Regions from separate parts of the Homo sapiens genome. Here region 2 is linked to region 1. The links are chromatin loops, found by intact Hi-C in ENCODE. Cell type or tissue: body of pancreas. All regions are shown on one strand. Links, peaks and the distances in the headings refer to the core of each region. The heading gives the core; the rest is flanking DNA. Region 1 overlaps ABCB9 (ATP binding cassette subfamily B member 9). Region 2 has its middle 58 kb from the start of MIR9902-1.

Region 1 (5,371 bases), core at 130-5,129:
CCAGGGAGGCCCTGGAAATGCCCCTGGTGGGCCTGTCCCTCAGCTGGTCACCCTGGGAACCGGCTTCCACACTGTCTTAGAGCACCCTAGAACCACACCCTCTGGTCCCTGAAAAGGGCTTCAGTCCTCAGGGTTCCCTGCTCACCCTCCCTGGCTGTTTTCCAAGTAGGAATCTGGTCCCAAACAGAACCGGCTTTGTCTGAGCTGTTCTGGAAGGAAGAGGGTCTGGCTGGCACATTTGGGTCTCTTGTCCCACAACTGTCCCCTTTGCCCTCACCTTGAGGGGGGCTCCCACTGGGAATGAGGGGGACCCCGCAGGGATGCCAGCCCTGGAGTGGGGCTGCGGTGGGGCTCCCAGGCCTGCCGGCAGCGGGAGGGGGCAGCCGGGTGTGGTCACTGGTCTGGAAGGACATCGTGCTATAATATCTCTTATCTGCAATTAGCTCATTTGCCGCAGGTATTCGGGGCGGCATTTTTACCCTCATATTTGCCAGACTGAACATTCGCCTTCGAAACTGTCTCTTCCGCTCACTGGTGTCCCAGGAGACAAGCTTCTTTGATGAGAACCGCACAGGTTGGTCCTTCCAGTGCCCTAGGTGTCCTGGGGGCTGGGCCCCACCCCTGTGGGCTTGCCTGGCACTGAGGAATGAAATGGGCGTGTGGGTGGTCTCAGCCCTCTGTCTTCTCCTCCTGCTGTTAGTTCAGGCTGGGAACACCCTGGGCTTGGCCTGTGTCCTGGGAGCTGGCTTGCTCACTGAGGTTTTGGTGTGGGCTGCGGCCTCTGTGGGGCCCAGGCCAGGCCACCCGAGGTCCCTGCAGGAGCCAAGGCCTTGCTTTCCATTGCCCCATGGAAACCACCAGGTCCAGGACTACCCACGCCTGTGGCCGACAGAGACCCTGCTCCCATGGGGGTCAGCAGGTGAGGGCCAGGGGCCACAACGGGGAAGACGATAGAATATCCACCAAGATCCAAGCTCTGAGAGACACCGGCCTGGGTCGAAGCCCTGGTTCCTCCACTCACGAACTTCACCTCTCTGATCCTCTGTTTTCTTGTCTGTAAAATGGGAACACGGATAGTAGCCACCCCATGGGGTCCTTACACAGCTCTTAGCACAATGTCCAACTTAGGTAAGAAGTGTCTGCGCTTTCCTGCCCGCCACCAGCCAGGTTGTTATTTCCCTAGAAGGGAAGAGGAGTTACCCCCTCTGCCAGTGACAGGGAGGAGACATGGGTTTGAAGTCTGGCTCAGTCACGGACAGGCTGTGTGACTCTACGGGGGCCTTCCTGTTCTGAGCCCCAGCCTCCTCCGCTGTACAGCGGGATGTCATGAAGCTTAAGCAAGATGCTGATGACTGGGATTGGCTCAGAGTAGCCCTCGAGGGGTATCTGCTCTTCTCCCCCACCCCCCAACCCCGCCCACAGGTAGGGAGGCCCGGCTTCCCAGTGTCTGTCTCAGAGGCCCCTTAGCATCCCCCACCGCCACCCCCAAGGCCCGGGTTGCTGTGGTGAGAGCTGAGCCGCGTGTGTTCCAGGGGACCTCATCTCCCGCCTGACCTCGGACACCACCATGGTCAGCGACCTGGTCTCCCAGAACATCAATGTCTTCCTGCGGAACACAGTCAAGGTCACGGGCGTGGTGGTCTTCATGTTCAGCCTCTCATGGCAGCTCTCCTTGGTCACCTTCATGGGCTTCCCCATCATCATGATGGTGTCCAACATCTACGGCAAGTACTACAAGGTAGGCCTGCCCTGTCTCTGCTGGGGACTGTGCACCCTGGCAGCCCCCAAACATCCCCTTAGGAGGGGCTCAGGGGGCCACTAAGGGCTAGTGAAGGACAGGTCTTGAGGCTGTGTTTGCATTCATTCATTCATTTCTTCGCTCATTCAATAAATAATTATTGACCACCTGCTATGTCCCAGGCACTGGGATACATCAGTGAAAAAGACAAGGCCCCTGCCTTCCTGGAACTTGTATCTAGTGTCAGAGACAGATACTAGGTACCAACAGCATAAAGAATGAGAATCCACAATACAGTAAAAGATGGTCAGTGCTAAGGAGAAACATGAAGTGAGCAGAGGGATTGGGAGCATTGGGTGTAGCTGCAATTTTAAATTGGATTTACTGGCTGGGCCCGGTGGCTCATGCCTGTAATCCCAGAACTTTGGGAGGCACAGGCAGGAGGACCACTTGAGCCTAGGAGTTCGAGACAAGATTGGACAATATAGCAAGACCCCATCTCTACAAAAAAAAATTTTTTTTAGTTAGCTGGGCTTGGTGGCGCATGCCTGTGGTCCCAGCTACCTGGGATGCTGAGGTGGAGGATCGCCTGAGCCCAGGAGGTCGAGGCTGTAGTGAGCAATGATCGTGCCACTATACTCTAGCCTGGGTGACACAGCAAGACCCTGTCTCTAAAATGAATGAATAAATACAAGTTAAATAGGTCTTGCTGAGAAGGGGACATCTGAATAAGGGTCTGAAGGAGGCGGGCATCTTGGGAGGTATGTGCTGAGCAGAGGGCACAGCCAGTGAAAAGGCCCTGGGTTGGAACGTGCCTGGTGTGTATGTGGGGGTGGTGCGGGCCCGCTGTGATGCCATCGCGGGCCCGCTGTGATGCCATCATGGGCAGGCTGCTGTCCCCTCTGGCCACCCCACGGCACTGCTTCTGCTTCCGAGCTAGGGCCGTGAGCCAGGTTTGACCTCACCCTCCTCCTGCTTCCTGAATGGGCGGGTGCCCCCGAGCCCTAAGGGACAGACAGGCTGGGTTCAGACAGGCAGGGCTGTGACCCTGTGACAGGTACAGGCAACCCCCTCACAGTCACCCAGGCCCACGTGGGGTACTTCTAGAGCAGGGGCTTGGATGCATGACGGCCTCCAGGTGGTGCCGGGTAAGTCATTGTCGCAGCTCCATTGGAGCCTTTGGTGTTGGTGACCTGAGACCAGGGTAGCAAAGGAAGCCATCTCCCACCCAGCCCCCGGTGAGGCCACTCCCCACAGTCTTCTCCAGCCACACAGGTAGGACCTCTTCCCGAAGTTCCTGGTCACGAGCCTCCCCACCGTCCTCACTGAGATGAGAAAGTAAATCTATTCTTTAGAGTCTGAGCCATTTCTGGCACGCTGCTCCCCACCCCTTGCTTCCGGCCTTCCCACCAGCCCCTGGGATGGAGCAAGAAACCCTGGAGCTCCCCCTCAGCCCCCACCTCTGTGTGCACTGCAGGCCCTGCCTTTTAGTTCAGCTAAGGGAGGCCTCAGGAAGGCTCTGTTTGGGTTTTCCACCCCATGCCTGAATGTGTTGTGTGTAGCCAGCGAGTCATCTCCACAAACCACACACACCGCCCATGGCCAAACATGACTCAGGCACCCTGCATGCTTCCTGCGGCTGGGGCGTGACACATGGTCATGGGACATGCCAGTGCATGCTCCTGTCCTGGACTCTCAGGCAGCCTTCCTGGCTGGCTTGAGAATCAGCATAGTGACTCCTGCAAAGTGTGAACAGCTCCACCCAGGGGCCTCTTCCAGGACTCTGGTGAACAGCAGCCTGATGGCCGCACACTTGGGACCACTTTTCAGCTCTGCCTGTGGTGACATGCACATGGTGTGGGCAGATTTCACAACCCATGGCCCCTGCCACCATGTAGAACTTGGCTGGGAGTTCTGGAATCTCTTTATCAACCCTCAGGCTCTAACATAATTTATGTTGATGATGTAAATGGTGCCCCTTTAATAGTTGGTGTTTCTTAAATAGTGTACAACCTGAACAACCGTCCAAGGCATCCCCTGCTCTTCCAGCACAGGGTCAGGTGTTGAGGCCCCTTTTCTGAAAGGATTACCAAAAACTGTCCAGTCATGAATAGCCTCTTTTGAATACTGGGGATGACTTAACGATCAGCACCGTGCCCTATCCTTCAGGAGCTGAAACCATTGCCCCAAGAGCCTCTCTGGAGTTGACTACCTGAGTGTGTCAAATTGAGCCAGAAGGGGATGGGGGAGAAAGGGCTAGATCTTGTCTTTTTGTCCTAGGAACCTCTTGCATATAGCTGGTGCCAGCGAAGGGTGGAAAAACCCAGAGAGGCCTGGGGGCTCCAGTACATAGTGAGGCTGTTTTGGGGTCTTCTCCTTCTTGTCCCCCTCCTGTCCATAGAGGCTCTCCAAAGAGGTCCAGAATGCCCTGGCCAGAGCGAGCAACACGGCGGAGGAGACCATCAGTGCCATGAAGACTGTCCGGAGCTTCGCCAATGAGGAGGAGGAGGCAGAGGTGTACCTGCGGAAGCTGCAGCAGGTGTACAAGCTGAACAGGAAGGAGGCAGCTGCCTACATGTACTACGTCTGGGGCAGCGGGGTACGTGCCCCTGGCCAGGCAGCTCTGGCTGTGGAGGGATGGGATGCAAAGATGGGGGAAGCCCTCGATCTAGGACATCAGTCCTGCATGTTGGTGTCAAGCTGGTGGAGAATCTGTCTGTCTTTCTTTTTTTTTTTTTTTTTTTTTGAGACAGAGCCTCACTCTGTCACCCAGGCTGGAGTGCAGTGGCACCATCTCAGCTCACTGCAACCTCCGCCTCCTGGGTTCAAGCGATTCTCCTGCCTCAGCCTCCTGCATAGCTGGGACCACAGGCGCCCGCCACCATGCCTGGCTAATTTTTGTATTTTTGGTAGAGACGGGGTTTCACTATCTTGGCCAGGCTGGTCTCGAACTCCTGAGCTCAGGTGATCCACCCGCATCAGCCTCCCAAAGTGCTGGGATTACAGGCGTGAGCCACCGCGCCCTGCTGAGAATCTTTCCCAGAAGCAAGGCTGCCCCTCTCCCAGTCACCTGACGTGGGGTGGCAGGGTGGGAGCTTTCTTTTCCCAGCTGGGGAAACATCCTTGCTGAGGTGGGGAGTCAGCAGGTCCCTAGGCCACTTTCGGGCAGGTCTCATGTCACAGCCACACACACTCCCGACAGTGTCTGGCACACTCCCGGGAGTGCGTCACAGCCTCTCCTTGGAGGATGGGGAGCACTTGGATCATGTCACTGCTACACTGGACACACATGGGAGGTGGGCAGGTCAGGGCATAGCTGCGGAGGAATGAGGAGGGTTTGGAGTGAGAGGGAGGAGGGAGCTGGTGGTCTACAGGGGAGCCAGGGGAAAGAGGATATCTGGGACTTCCTGGTGCTGCCACCTCCCAAAAGTATCAGCCAAGGAGGAGAGGAGGGGCTAAGGTCCAGCTCAGCTAGCTGAGCCTCTTAGCAATCCGTCTGCTGGCAGGGGGTGCCTTTGCAGCTTCCACCAAGGCACGGTGGTCCAGACAGCAGCCTAGTTCTGGCTGGGCATGAGGAGGACAGATGGAGTCCCTGACTAGGGTGTGGGCTGCCATGGGTACTCAGACTCCACT
Region 2 (5,371 bases), core at 242-5,241, 310 kb after region 1:
GAGCAACAGAGCAATACTCCGCCTCAAAAAAAAAAAAAAAAAAAAAAAAAAAAAAAAAAAAAAGAACTCCATGCCATCAGGAGGGACCTTATCATGGTGTTCATCTTGCATCCCCCAACCCCAGAACAGTTCCTGGCACATAGCAGACTCTTAAGTAGTCATGAAATTAATGAATTTCAGCTACGCGTTTTCAGGGTAAAATCTCTTCCTTGGATGCTTCATGAGCACATGAACAAATGGCAGTGCCTCATTATACATAAGAAAAATGGGGAAAGTTAGCAACCGCTAAATACATGAAGACGCTCTATTTAATCCTCAAGACTCAAGGGCCTCCTTCCACCATCTCTTGCTTGGAATGAAGCAGCCAAATTCTTTTTCTCTATTCGGAGTAGAGAATGAATTAGTGGGGTGTTCTCATTCCACTTTGTGGTGATGGAAAACCTGGCTCAGTGAGACAGAAGATATTCAAGCTTCTTTCTGCTGTTTCTCCTTGGGCCCAGAGATTTGGAATACATTATCTGTGCTTAAATAAACACATTGGATCCCTCCCTTGGGTAGTTTTTAAGTTATTTTTGAGTAAGAGAATAAGACTGAATAATTTTGTTGATTGTTTCTATCCAGATGGGGGTAGCCACATAAGTATAAAGACGTGCTTAGGGTAATAGTTTCTTTTTCATGCAATGCTGGTGTCCCAGGAAGAAGAGACCAGTGACCCCAAGGTTTTTTTGCATGCTCCTCAGTGGAAACTTTTGAGCACATACTCCCAATATCTTTCAACATATATTATTTTAGTAGAAATATATATATTTTTTTGAGACAGAGTTTTGCTCTTTCGCCCAGGCTGGAGTGAAGTGGCATGATCTCAGCTCACTGCAACCTGTGACCCCCGGGTTCAAACAATTCTCCTGCCTCAGCCTCCCTAGTAGCTGGGATTATAGGCGTGCGCCAGCACACCCGGCTAGTTTTGGTATTTTTAGTAGAGACAGTGTTTCACCATGTTGGCCAGGCTGGTCTCGAACTCCCGACCTGAGGTGATCCACCCGCCTCGGCCTCCCAAAGTGCTGGGATTACAGGTGTGAGCCACCGCGCCCGGCCAATATTCCAGTGAGCTAGTCAATAAACAAGTAAATAAAGATAACCCTGGATGGCAGCAGGAAGACAGTGAATAGAGTGACGTCACAGCAAGGGACTGGGGATGTGGGATGGTGACTAGCTGGGCTGGTCGGGTAAGGCTAGAGAGAAGGCTGGTCTGAGATATGGCAGGAGTGGCAGGGGTTGAGGCTGGAAAGGCAGACTGGGCCTAGATCTTACCGACCTTATAAGCCACGGTATGGACAGGCAGGCAGCACCGAGCCATAAACGAAATCCAGCTTTTAAATCCAGCGCTTTTAAAAAACTTTGACCTTACCCAAGGGGGTGTCTTTTTATGTTAGATCTGCCCAAAGGAGGGGCTTTTTATAATCCATTTTCCTGGAGATGACCCCTGCTTCTAATTCGAACAGAAGGGAAGTGTTTTCTGCAACTTGGGTTTTATGCTTAGTGAAATGAGAAGCCAGTGAAAAGTTTGAGGCCAGCCACGGACAAGATCCGGCTTATGTTTTAAGAATATACTTAGGCAACAGTATGGAAAATAACTGTATGGAGACAAGGGTAGAATAATAAAAATAATGATGGCAATCACAGCTAATAGAAATATAATAAATAGAACAATGACAAGAAGGAACCTTGCTGTTTTTTCTGTTCTTTTTTCTTTTTTAGAGACAGGGTCTCGCTCTGCCGCCCAGGCTGGAGTGCAGTGGTGCGATCATAGCTCACTATAGCCTCAACCTCCTAGGCTCAAGCAACCCTCCCACCTCAGCCTCCCGAAGCTCTGGGATTATAGACATGAGCCACCACTCCCGGCCCCCATCCTGGCTCCAATCCTGGCTAACTGTATATTTAATCTTACTTTAAAACAAATTCAGGCTGGGCACAGGTGGCTCACACCTGTAATCCCAGCACTTTGGGAGGGCAAGGCAGGTGGATTACTTGAGGTCAGGAGTTCAAGACCAGCCTGGCCAACATGGTGAAACCTTGTCTCTACTAAAAAAAATTACAAAATTAGCTGGGCATGGTGGCCGGCTCCTGTAATCCCAGCTACTCGGGAGGCTGAGGCAGGAGAATCATTTGAACCTAGGAGGGAGAGGTTGCAGTGAGCTGATATCGCGCCACTGTACTCCATCCTGGGCGACAGAGTGAGACTCCGTCTCTAAATAAATAAATATAACAAATTCAAATAACAGTTATGATCCAAAAAAAGTGACTTCTCCAACATGTTGAAAGCTAACCCTTTATGTATCAGAACTTTATTCTGAACAAGAAACCAATGTGGGCATTGGAAACACTCCTTCTTAGCTTAGCTCCAGAGTCAAAGAAGCGTGACAGTCCATCACATCTGTTAAGTTCTAGTGCCACCACCTGACCTCTTCTGGGCCTTGCACGCTTACGCCCAAGAGGACAATTCCAGACTCCATCTGCGACTGCAGCCTTCTAACTGGTTCTCTTAAGGTTCAATCACACAAATAAAGAAACACCAATGTGAACAGTGAGATGCCGTTTTAACCTATCAGATGAGCAACATGGTTTGAGGACATAGTAAAGTGGACGTGCATCCGCTGCTGGTGGGAATGGGGATTTGTGAGGAAGACCTTTTGAAATGCATGCAGTGTGGCAATTTGCAACTGGAGGCTTTAAAATGTTCCCTTCATTCCCTTGGATCTGGCAAATCTGTTCCTGGGAATGTATCTTAAGGGAATAATTCCAAATATGGAAAAAGCTTAGTGAAAATATATTAGCACAGTCTAAGTGTGCAGAATAGCTCCAGGGGGTGACCTAAGAGTTTTGAGGATTTGCTGTGGGCTGAGGATTGCCTACATCTATCATCTCATCTGATCCTCACAGAAACCACTGAAGCGGGTATATTATCCCCATTTTATGGATAAGAAAAGGGACTCAGGGAGATTACAAAATTCAGTCCGACTCATAAACCTATACACAGAAGCAGAATTAGAACCTGAGCTTGCATGGCTTTTCATTAAAAATAAAAAATCATTAAAAATAAAAACACTATTACTAAAAATAATATTTTAAAAAGTTTATAGTGGCAGAGAAAAGAATACAAAGTAAAAAATTGTACCTGCAGTAGGCTCATGATTTTATAAAACCATGTGATGCAGAGAAATAAGAAACAAAATGCAACCTGCCAGAGGAACTGATCACACCCTAAGTGTTTGTGTTTTCCATACATATCTTTTTTTCTTTGGCACAGGGTCTCTGTTGCCCCGGATGGAGTGTGGTGGCATGATCACAGCTCATTAAAGCCTTGACCTCCTGGGCTTAAGCGATCCTCCCACCTCAGCCTCCCAAGTAGCTGGGACTACAGGTGCACAACACCATGCTCGGCTAATTTTTTTTTTTTTTTTTTTGAGACGGAGTCTTGCTCTGTCGCTTCTGTCGCCCAGGCTGGAGTGCAGTGGCGCGATCTCGGCTCACTGCAACCTCTGCTTCTCCTCAGCCTCCCGAGTAGCTGGGACTACAGGCGCCCACCACCATGGCGTGTTAGCCAGGATGGTCTCAATCTCCTGACCTTGTGATCCGCTCGCCTTGGCCTCCCAAAGTGCTGGGATTACAGGCGTGAGCCACCGTGCCTTCGCCACGCCCAGCTAATTTAAAGCTGAGGCAGGAGAATTGCTTGAACCCGGGAGGCAGAGGTTGCGGTGAGCCGAGAACGCGCCACTGCACTTCACGCTGAGCGACAGAGCAAGACTTCATCTCAAAAAAAACAAAACAAAACAATTTGTAGAGACAGGGTCTCGCCATGTTTGCCAGGCTGGTCTCCAATTCCTGGGCTCAAGCAGTCCTCCTGCCTCAGCCTCCCAAAGCGCTGGAATTACAGACGTGAGCCACCACATCTGGCCCATTTTAAAACTTCTGTTTAAAAGTACGTCATGAACATAAGTTTTGTTCCTACCACATAAAGTATTTTTACAAATAGTTTTTTGTTTGTTTGTTTGTTTGTTTTGAGACGGAGTCTTGGTCTGTCGCCCAGGCTGGATGGAGTGCAGTGGCGTGATCTTGGCTCACTGCAAGCTCTGCCTCTCGGGTTCATGCCATTCTCCTGCCTCAGCCTCCCGAGTAGCTGAGACTATAGGCGCCTGCCACCACACCCGGCTAATTTCTTTTTTTTTCGTAGGGACGGGGTTTCACCGTGTTAGCCAGGATGGACTCAATCTCCTGACTTAGCGATCCACCCACCTTGGCCTCCCAAAGTGCTGGGATTACAGGCGTGAGGCACTGCGCCCAGTCAGCTATTTTCTTTTAGTTGGTCTCAAAGTTGTTATCACAAAGCTGCTTTCTCATTTTCTCTTAATTTGATAAAGGTGCAATTCATAACACAAGGTTATTATCCCCTAAAGGAAATGGAACAACTAGCATCATGGACAAATCTCTGCTGATTAATGAGTAGATTAATGAGTAACCAACATCCAGAGCTGCTCAAAACAGCCCTTTACACTTAAATCTCAAAAAGAAGGAATGATGGGCGATAAGCACCAAAAAAAAGTAGAAATAAATGCATGTAATTTTTCCTGGGCAATTTAAATAGTTCTTCATCTGGGAGTGCCTCCAATCCTTCTAGCCAATTCATCCTACCCGCAGCTGTCAAGTTCATCTTCCTAAAAACATCAAGTTCACTCTGTTATTTCCCTGCCTAAAAATACCACCTGTTTATGGTGTCAAGGTGCCAACGTGCTTTTCTCCCTCCTCTCACCCTGCCCCACAGTTCCAGCTTTGCGCCTTTTCTTGCTCTTCTCCCTTTTAGAGTGTTCCAACCACATCCTCCAGGGAAAATCCCTCGACCAAGAGTCCAATCTGATTTTGCACTTCCCTGACTTCTTGCTAAGCCGTCTACACCAGGAGGGTAAGCCAGTTTCTTCTGACACACAATTCCAATCGATTGGTAGAGATTTGTGGTTGCCTGGGGGCACTGCGTGTTTAAAGAACACTGGAATTAACAACGACCCAGGAAGGGTAGCAATGGGCTCAAGAAGGGAAAGTGGATGTACAACTATGGGTCATCCTGGTCTCTACTGCACTGGCCAATACGGTGGCCACTAGCCACATATGGCCATTAGATACTTGAAATGTCGCTAGCCCAAATTGAGTTATGCTGTTTATTTATTGAGACAGGGTCTCACTCTATCACTCGGGCTGGAGTGCAGTGGCATGATCACAGCTCACTGCAGCCTCGACCTCCTAGGGTCAAGTGATCCTCCTGCCTCAGCCTCCCAAGTTGCAGGGACCATAGGCATGCAGGACCACACCCAGCTAATTT

Evidence for each region. A loop is a pair of places that touch in the nucleus more often than their neighbours do. Peaks named below come from ENCODE experiments on the same cell type or tissue, not always from the same donor. Only the 100,000 strongest peaks of a DNase experiment are listed, where the experiment ranks them.
Region 2: a loop joins it to region 1, with 2.7 times the contacts of the local background. A loop is called at or near these places in 14 of 110 quality-filtered maps.

Annotation. Positions count from the first base shown.
Region 1 is chr12:122,944,991-122,950,361 of GRCh38, reverse strand. ABCB9 (ATP binding cassette subfamily B member 9) reads left to right here. Exons shown (of 12, transcript NM_019625.4): 4 at 444-574; 5 at 1,533-1,738; 6 at 4,140-4,337. Among named protein-coding and RNA genes, the nearest start is that of ABCB9, 19 kb to the left of the region's middle. RefSeq lists enhancers at 3,081-3,140, 3,211-3,480, 3,003-3,751, 4,382-5,191. In body of pancreas, for the core only: CTCF peaks have their summits at 2,667 and 3,508; DNase peaks (open chromatin) are centred at 2,681 and 3,431; H3K27ac peaks cover 2,204 bases.
Region 2 is chr12:122,635,085-122,640,455 of GRCh38, reverse strand. No RefSeq gene overlaps it. Among named protein-coding and RNA genes, the nearest start is that of MIR9902-1, 58 kb to the left of the region's middle. RefSeq lists an enhancer at 1,479-2,379 and a silencer at 2,447-2,516. In body of pancreas, for the core only: a CTCF peak has its summit at 2,461; a DNase peak (open chromatin) is centred at 2,475; H3K27ac peaks cover 491 bases.